Regions from separate parts of the Homo sapiens genome. Here region 2 is linked to region 1. Evidence: chromatin contacts called from ENCODE Hi-C or POLR2A ChIA-PET data. All regions are on one chromosome and are shown on one strand. Each heading gives the region's core, a stretch centred on a gene start or an enhancer-like site at or near the end of the contact. The rest is flanking DNA. Distances are from core to core; before and after follow the strand shown.

Region 1 (4,529 bases), core at 1,477-3,976:
GCACGGCCCTGCTAGGCCACAAACACTCCACTGTCTCCAGGGTAAAAGACAAACACAGCCTCGCTTGTCCCTCCAAGAGTACAACCTCTGTCTGATGAAAAACAAACGACCCAGAGAGGAGGCAGCTGCCGGGACACTGCAGGCTGGGCCCGCCGCGCCCTTGGAGGGCAGGTCAAAATCCCGGAACAGGCACAGTGTTCAGGCTGATTGACTGTCCCAGGCCAGGGCGGCCTCAACTGCCAGAGCACCTCCTACCTACCTGCTATGGCCCGGGGGGACGACTCACTCCCACAGCGACTGCCCCCCAACAGCAGGGGGCCACCTGACCCTCCCTCTACCACACCCACCCAGAAGGCAGGCGACCGACCACTGGGACCCCTCAGGAGGGCAGGCAGCCCAGGTCCCAGGTCCCAGCAGAACACGGCCGCCAGCCTGGGCTGGGAACCGGCATAGCTCCAGGCAGGTGAGTCAGACCCTGCGTGGTGACAACCCTGGTGAACAGGAGGCTGGGAGGCCTTTATCTAAGCCCACAGATGAGGAGGCCAAGGTCCGCGCCGGGACCTGGGTATGTCCACCCAGAAAACACACCCAGTCCCCAACCTGCCCTAGAGGCGTTCAGCCCAGCGCGGTCAATTCCTGACTGCGAGAACTCAGGCACCAGTCCTGACTCCTCCAAGCCTCGGCTTCCACCCCTGTGAAATGGGAATTCCTGCTCTACCTTTTTTTTTTTTTTAAGGCAGGGCTGTCAGGTACATAAGAGAAAATGGGGGGATGGAGGGGCCTGACCATCTTCAGCAGAATCCAGGAGGGCTCCTCGGAGGCAGTGACCCACAGCCCAGCCTGGAAGGCTGGGGAAGTAGGGGAGAGAACTCGGAGAGGGAACAGCTAATGCTCAGTTCCAGGGCACACCAATAGTCTGCGTGGGGGCTTTTTTTTTTTTGGGACAGTCTCACTCTGTCCCCCAGGCTGGAGGGCAGTGGCGCGATCCTGGCTCACTGCAACCTCTGCCTCCCTGGTTCAAGCAATTCTCCTGCCTTAGCCTCCCAAGCAGCTGGGACAACAGATGTGCACCACTATGCCTGGCTAATTTTTTATATTTTTAGTAGAGGTGGGATTTCACCATATTGGTCAGGCTGCTCTCGAACTCCTGACCTTGTGATATACCTGCCTAGGCCCCCCAAAGTGCTGGGATTACAGGCGTGAGCCACTGCGCCCAGCCTGGGGCTTGTTTCTTTACACACACACACACACACACACAATTTTTTTTTTTTTTTGAGACGGAGTCTCACTCTGTCGCCCAGGCTGGAGTGCAGTGGCACGATCCTGGCTCACTGCAAGCTCTGCCTCCTGAGTTCACACCATTTTCCTGCCTCAGCCTCCTTTGGGAGTAGCCGGGACCACAGGCGTCCACCACCATGCCTGGCTTTTTTTTATTTTTAGTAGAGACAGGGTTTCACCGTGTTAGCCAGGATGGTCTTGATCTCCTGATCTCGTGATCCACCCGCCTTGGCCTCCCAAAGTGCTAGGATTACAGGCGTGAGCCACCACGGCCGGCGCTACACGTATGTATTTTATTTATTTATTTAGAGACAGGGTCTCGCTCTGTTGCCCAGGCTGGAATGCAGTAGTGCCATCACAGTTCACTGCAGCCTCAACCTCCGGGGCTCAAGCAATCCTCCTGCCTCAGCCTCCCAAGTAGCTGGGACCACAGACATGTGTCACCATGCCTGGCTTATTAAAAAAAAATCTTTTTTTCTTTTTTTTGGAGAGTGAGTCTTGCTAGCTTGCTCAGCCTGGAGTACAATGGTGCCATCTTGGCTCACTGCAACCTCCACCTCCCAAGTCCAAGCGATTCTCCTGCCTTGGCCTCCCCAGTAGCTGGTTTTACAGGCGCGTGACACCACGCCCAGCTAATTTTTGTATTTTTGGCAGAGATGGAGTTTCACCATGTTAGACAGGCTGGTCTCGAACTCCGGACCTCAGGTGATCCACTCGCCTTGGCCTCCCAAAGTGCTGGGGTTATAGGGTGAGGAACTGCACCCAGCCGTCCTTGTTTCCACGGAGTCGATCCTCTGTTTCTGGCCACCCTACAAGGAGGCCTTCTCTGCAAGACAGCGGGGAACCTCGGTCCTCGGGGTAGTGTGTGGGAGATAACTGGGGGCCTGTGATACAAAAACCTGAAAAACTCATACTCTAGGTAACGATGAGGAACGATGGTCAATTCTGGGGATGTACCAAGGCCTAGGGGAATCTCCACATAAAGGCGAATCAGAGCTGGGGAGGAAGGACGCGAAGGCTACGGAAACTCGCGAGAGCGCGGTTCAGAGGCAGGGGACTGCGGGACATGACCTGAGGAAGGGCCACCGGAAGCAGCTGGAGGATACGGGGTCTCCCGCACCGACCATAAGGGCGCACACGCGCAGAAAGGCGCTAGGCCCGGGGGAGCGCGGTCCTGAGGCTTCCCCCAGGCCAGCGCCGCGCGCGCGCGCGCACGCGCATTCGCGCCGCCTCCCCGCGTCGCCCACCGGCCCGCCCGAGACGCGCGCGAGGCTGGCCTGGGCCCCCCGTTTTCTCCCCACAAACGGCCGGCGCCCCTCACCGCCGAGACCCCCCATGTCAGCCCCTACTCCCCCTCTGGGGAAGTCTGAGCCTGGAGAACCCGAGACCTCGGGGCCGCGCGCTTACCTGAGGGATCCGGGCGCGAGCGCAGCGCTTCGCCAAGTCTTAGCAACCGGCCCGGCCCAACCCACCTCACCCCGCCTCGTCTCCGCCTGGAGCCGCGGAGCACGACGGGAGCGTAGTTCCAGGGGCGGGATCTTCGCCAGGCCAAGGTGGGGCAAGGACTACAATTGCTAGTAGGCACTGCGCGCCGCCGCCTCGCCCCGCCCCGCTCCGGCACTGCGCTCACATGACCTCCGGGCGGCGGGAGGGGAGGAGAGGCGGGGCCGCTGCGCTGGGCGAGCGCTGAGTTTGCAGGTTCGAATCCCATCAAGCGGCCAGGGAAAACTCGGAACCCGGGGGATCTTTGGAAGGTTAGCAGAGTGGGAAGGATGAGGCAGAGGGGGTATATGACACCCGTCCCCTGAGTCCGGGATGGGGCCAGGTTCCAGTTCTGCCTGTTACTGCACTCCGGCGTGGGCCGCCCTCAGGTTTGAGTTTTCTCACCAGTAACGTAGGTGAAGAAGACCTCTTGCCTCTCCTGGGCCAAACAAGCACATTTTTTTTTTTTTTTTTGAGACGTAGCCTCAGTCTGTCACCCAGGCTGGAGTGCAGTGCTAGGCTCACTGCAACCTCCACCTCCTGGGTTCAAGCGATTTCTGGCTAGTTTTTGTACTTTTAGTAGAGAAGGGGTTTCACCAAAACATGCATATTTTATGAGCAATTTGTTACTCCTTCCAGTTGGACAGGTTTAACCAAGTGGTTCTCAACGGGAGGGAATTTGTCATCCCCTCCCCCAACAGCTTGACAGTGCCTGGCTGTAACCAGCTCAGGCTCCGATGCCAGAGTCTTGACAAACCAGTAAGGAGGAAAAAGTGCAGTGAAAGGAAGGTGACTTCCTTTCAGAGTTCGCAGCAGGGAGGCAGCTGGTTTAGGCCTCCAGAAACCCCTTCAAACTTGAGGCTGGGGTGAGGGGCTAAAAAAGGGGAACTGGGAATGGTGGGTGTGCAGGGGAGGTGCTGATTATAAGCTCTGTGTGTTCATGAATTTTGGTGGCTTAAAAGCGCAGGCTGGCCTCATCCTAATAAGGGCCGGGTTGCAGACCACCTTGAGGAAATCTCTGGGATTTTGCAGGTGGGTCTCCGTGCTTGGCCTGTCTCCAGATTAGCTCTAAAACGTTCTTTCTTTTTTCTTTTTTTTCGAGACAGTCTCGCTCTTGTCACCGAGGCTGGAGTGCAGCAGCACGATCTCAGCTCACCGCAACCTCCACCTCCCAGATTCAAGTGATTCTCCTGCCTCAGCCTCCCGAGTAGCTGGGATTACAGGCACACGCCACCACACCTGGCTAATTTTGTATTTTTAATAGAGATGGGGTTTCTCCATGTTGGTCAGGCTGGTCTCAAACTCCTGACTTCAGGTGATCTGCCCGCCTCGGCCTCCCAAAGTGCTGAGATTACAGGCGTGAGCCACCGTGCCCAGCCTGTTCCTGGAACTTTTAGGTAATCACATAATTAGATGCATACAGTTAGGTAAACCTGCAGAGTGTGAGGGAGTTTATGGTGAGAAAGGGGAGGACGTGTTTCAAAGAAAGTGCATTTCAAGGTCGGATGCGGTGGCTCATGCCTGTACTCCCAGCACTTTGAGAGGCCAAGGTGGGTGGATCACCTGAGGTCAGGGGTTCGAGACCAGCCTGGCCAACATGGCGAAACCCCATCTCCACTAAAAATACAAAAATTAGCCAGGCATGGTGGCAGGGGCCTTTAATCCCAGCTGCTGGGAAGGCTGAGGCAGGAGAATCACTTGAACCCGGGAGACGAAGGTTGCGATGAGCTGAGATCGCACCATTGCACTCTGTTGCCTGGGCGACAGAG
Region 2 (4,529 bases), core at 892-3,391, 2.9 Mb before region 1:
TCTGGGCAGGTCAGTGCAGTTCGATGAACGCCTCCAGATCTTCCGGGATGAAGCCCTTGTAAGGGATCTTGTTCTTATCCAGGGCCCGGGCCGCAAGGCACTGCAGGGTCACGTAGTTGAAGGGCTGCATGGTACCCCTGGCCAGCAGCTTCTCGTCCAGCAGCTCGTAGGCCGTCTTCTTGAAGGCATTGGTGGCGTCCATGTGGGCCCCTGCTTCGATCAGGGCATTCATGATGGCCGGGCAGTTGTTCTGGGCTGCTATGTGTAGCGGGGTGTTGTTGTCAAAATCCCTGCTGTCCGGGTCGGCCCCGCAGTCGAGCAGCACTTTGACCACGTGCAGGGAGGGGAATCTGCCCACGGGATAGCGGCCCACGTTTGTGGTGTCCTTGTCCACAGCCATGTGCAGAGGGGTGAAGCCGTTCTTGCCCCTGGGCGCGCACTTGAGCAGGCGGTAGACGGTCTGGTGCTTCAGGTGCTCCTGGCTGGGGGTGCACTCCACTTTCTCCAGCAGGTAGAGCAGGTGGAGGATGATGGCCAGCGCCTTGGTGAACTGGGCTGAGTCTCCGGGCTCCCTGGGCAGCTGCAGGGCCCGTTCCACTTCCCGGACCCCTTTGGTGAGAACCCCCATGAGGTCTGCAAAGCCGATCTGGGTGCCCAGGCTGCCTTTGGCGGCCCGGTCCTGAAGCACGTAGGAGAAGAGTTCCGCGAAGGAGAGGAAGCTGCTGGCGGTCATGGGGCTCAGAGGCTCCAGGTTGCTCTGTTGCATGTCCAGGGCGTACTTCCACAAGCGGATGCAGCGCTCGAAATTGCCCGAGTCGGCGTACACGGCACCCCTGTAACGGATGTAATAGGAAGTGTCCGGGTGCGAGGGACCGAGGATGCGCTCCCGGATCAACAGGGCCTGCATGCGCATCTCATCCGGGTCGGTGATCAGCGCCTCCAGCTCCTCGGTGGTGTTGACCTCCCTGGAATAGTCATAGGCCAGGACCAGCTGTGGGGGCTCCGGTTTGGGCAGGTACTCGCCCCCCTGGTGACGCAGCTCCATGGCCCGCCTCCAGTGTTTAAGGGCCCCAAGCAGATCTCGTTTCTTATCCACATACGTAGCTCCCAGCAATTCCAAGGCTTCCACGGCAGCTTCCCGGCTGGTGGGACAGCAGCTTTCGTAAGATTCCCCGTTCAGTGGTTCCTCTGGGGAGGAGCTGCAGCACGGAGCCCCCTGAGGCTGCGCACACCCCTGGCTGGTGGAGGGGTCTTCTTGGGGCAGCCCAGGCTGAGCCTCTCCCCCTGCGACCTGCTCCTGGCCGGGCTGCTCCTGGATGAGGTACTCCACGATGTTGGTGTGGCCCGTCACGCTGGCCGCGAGCAGCGGGGTCATGCCGTAGCCGTCACGTTCCATGCGGGCCTTGCACCCCAGCAGCAGCTGCAGGATCTCCAGGCTGCCGGACTCGGCGCAGTCATGCAGGGCCGTGTTGCCCTTGGCGCTGCGCCGGTTCACCTGGGCGCCCTGCTCCAGCAGGTAGCGGGCGATCTCACGGTGGCCCTTGTAGCACGAGATCATGAGGCACGTGTGGCCGTGCCGGTTGGCCACCTCCAGGTCGGCCTGGTGCTCGCCGACCAGGTAGCGCACCACCTCCAGGTGGCCGTCGAAGCAGGCGGCGCGGAGAGGCGTGGAGTTGGTGCGCGTGGTGCGGTTCACCGAGGCCCCGCGGCGCAGCAGGCTCCGCACCACGTCCAGGTGGCCGGCTGCGGAGGCGGCCCACAGCGGCGGCGCGCCCTCGATGGTCTCGCCATCGAAGTGCACCGAGCCACCGGCCTCCACGCTCGCGCCGCACCGGTCCACCAGGTACTCCACCACGTCCAGGTGGCCGTAGCGGGCGGCGATGAGTAGCGGCGTTCCCCCGCCGGCCACCTCGCCCGTCAGCTCGTCCAGTTCCTCCCGGCTCCGGCCGCTGAGCAGCTTCTGGAGCAGCTGCAGCTTGCCATCACGGGCGGCGTTGTACACGGCGGTGCGGAGGTCCATGGTTCGGGCCTCCGCCAGGCCATGGGCCGGCCGCCGGGGGACGGGGAGACGGAGGATCAGAGCCCGGACGGGCGGGAGGCAACCTTCACCGTCCCCCTCGCCGCCATCTTAGGGTCTCCTCGGGCGGAACAAAATGGCTGCCGCGACCCGACGGATGGCAGCACGCCGGGAAATGGAGTCCTTTGCGCGGGCCCACTCCATAGAACAGAAAAGGAATCTTGGGGGCTCAAGACTACACTTCCCCAAAGGCCACAGGACAGCCCCTGAGAGCTGTGAGCGCGCGGCATGGTGGGAATTGGCGTTCCAGTCGCAGCGCATGGCATCGGAAGCTAGCAATTTGAGGACTACAATTCCCGTCATGCAGCGTCACACGACCTAGCTTGTGGGAACCGGCGAAATTTGGTGACGTACTTCCCGTGGCTATCTCTGCGTCAGAGCGTATAGAAAAAGCAGGCGCGATACCCTTAAGGACTACATTTCCCAAAAGGGATCACGAGCGACTCTGAGCCAATCAGGACCGAGACCGAAGGCTAAAAGCGACTAGAGGGGACGCGTCTGTTTTGGGCTTGGAGCACGGGCAAGCGGCCCACCGGCAGGGGGCGCCCGGAGGAGGCCGAAAAGCTGGACGGGGCGAAAACGTTTTGAGCTGGGAGAACGGTAAAAAATGACGCGCTCACTTCTTATTCTCACATTCATATATTCATTTATTCATTTACATACATTTATGTATATTCTAGTATGTGTCAGAATTTCCTTCTTTTATTTACGTATTTATTTTTATTTATTTCTTTCAATAACTTTGTGGGGTTTTTTGGTTTTGGTTTTTGTTTTTGAGACAGCGTCTCGCTCTTGTTGCCTAGGCTGGAGGGCAATGCCGCAATCTCGGCTCACTGCAACCTCTGCCTCCCGGGTTCAAGTGATTCTCGTGCCTCAGCCTCCCGAGTAGCTGGGACTACAGACATCCACCACCACGCCCGGCTAATTTTTGTATTTTTGGTAGAGACGGGTTTCGCCATGTTGGCCAGGATGGTCTCGAACTCCTGACCTTGGGAGATCCGCCCGCCTCAGCCTCCCAAAGTGCTAGAATTACAGGCGTGAGCCACTATGCCCGGCCTGACGTGCTGACTTCAATTCCTTTGGATAAAGACCCAGAAGTGGGATTCCTGGATCACCTGGTAGTTTTATTTTTAAATTTTTCTTTGGAACTTCCATACCATTTTCTATAATGGCTATACTAATTAAAATTACCATCAGTAGTGTATAAGTGTTCTCTTCAAATCCTTGCCAACGTTTGTTACCTTTCGTCTTTTTGATGATAGCTATTCTAGCAGTTGTAAGGTGATCCATTCCCTGGCATTTTTTGACAACAATGAATTATATTATGAAAAAGAAATCTTTGGTGACCCGAATTCTTTATTTTTAAAGTTTATTCGAGGTGTAATATATATACAATAAAATGCATTTTTAATAAAGAGGACAGGTTTGGCCGGGCAAGGTGACTCACACCTGTAATCTCAGCACTTTGGGAGGCTGAGGTGGGAGGATTGCTTGAACCCAGGAATTCGAGACCAGCCTGGGAAACATAGCACATCTCTACAAAAATAGAAAAATTAGCCGGGCGTGGTAGCGTGCACCTGTTGTCTCAGCTACTCGGGAGGCTGAAGTGGGAGGATCGCTTGAACCTAGGAGGTCAAGGCTGCAGTGAGCCGTGATTGCACCATTGTACTTCAGCCTGGGTGACAGAGGGAGACCCTGTCTCTAAGATAAATAAATAAAAATAAATAAAGAGAACAGGTGTGACAAACATGCAGCTATGTAGCCAGTATCACAACCAAGATGTTCAACAGCGTCTTCATTCAGAATTGTTATCTCATGCCGGCCGGGCGCGGTGTCTCACGCCTGTAATCCCAGCACTTTGGGAGGTCGAGATGGGTGGATCACGAGGTCAGGAGATCGAGACCATCCTGGCTAACACGGTGAAACCCCGTCTCTACTAAAAATACAAAAAATTAGCCGGGCGTGGTGGCAGGCGCCTGTAGTCCCAGCTACTCGGGAGGCTGAGGCAGGAGAATGGCGTGAACACGGGAGGCAGAGCTTGCAGTGAGCCGAGATCGCGCCACTGCACTCCAGCCTGGGCGACAGAGCGAGACTCCGTCTCAAAAAAAAAGAATGTTATCTCATGCCCTGTTGATCAACGCCTTTGTCCACCCGCAGCCACTGGTAACTGCTGATCTGTTCTCTGCGTTTCATACTAACAGCACAGAAACGGAAAAATGCAGTATGCGGCCTCTGGGGTCTGCAGCTTTCATTCAGCACAATGCATTCAAGATGCATCTATGCTGTTACGTGTATTAGCAGTTCGTTGCCTTTTATTACGGAGCTGTATTCCATGGCAAGAACGAGCCACCATTCTTTTATCCATTACGTGATGGTTCTTTCCAGTTTTAGATGATTACAAATAAAGCTGCTATAAACTTCTGCGTACAGGTCTTTGTGTGGAAATATGTTT

The links. A loop is a pair of places that touch in the nucleus more often than their neighbours do. ChIA-PET counts read pairs that join two places held with the same protein, here RNA polymerase II (POLR2A). Pooled maps may share reads with other maps.
Region 2: a pooled map shows a loop between it and region 1 (2.0-fold over the local background). The contact joins the promoter of FEM1A here to the promoter of ADAT3 in region 1. A Hi-C loop is called at or near these places in 1 of 50 pooled maps. POLR2A ChIA-PET finds 5 or more read pairs at or near these places in 2 of 52 experiments (GM10248 and HEK293).

The regions. Positions count from the first base shown.
Region 1 is chr19:1,903,596-1,908,124 of GRCh38, reverse strand. It overlaps ADAT3 (adenosine deaminase tRNA specific 3), which reads right to left and starts at 2,726. Exons shown (of 2, transcript NM_138422.4): 1 at 2,686-2,726. SCAMP4 (secretory carrier membrane protein 4) reads right to left here and starts at 2,726. Exons shown (of 7, transcript NM_079834.4): 1 at 2,686-2,726. RefSeq lists enhancers at 1-147, 2,223-2,312, 3,333-3,392, 3,673-3,732 and silencers at 2,473-2,622, 2,673-3,002.
Region 2 is chr19:4,789,346-4,793,874 of GRCh38, reverse strand. FEM1A (fem-1 homolog A) reads right to left here and starts at 2,141. Exons shown (of 1, transcript NM_018708.3): 1 at 1-2,141. The coding sequence starts at 2,020. The coding sequence ends at 11. LOC124904620 (a long non-coding RNA gene) reads left to right here and starts at 2,583. Exons shown (of 2, transcript XR_007067103.1): 1 at 2,583-2,677. RefSeq lists enhancers at 517-1,173, 1,461-1,520, 1,174-1,830, 2,051-2,320, 1,831-2,488.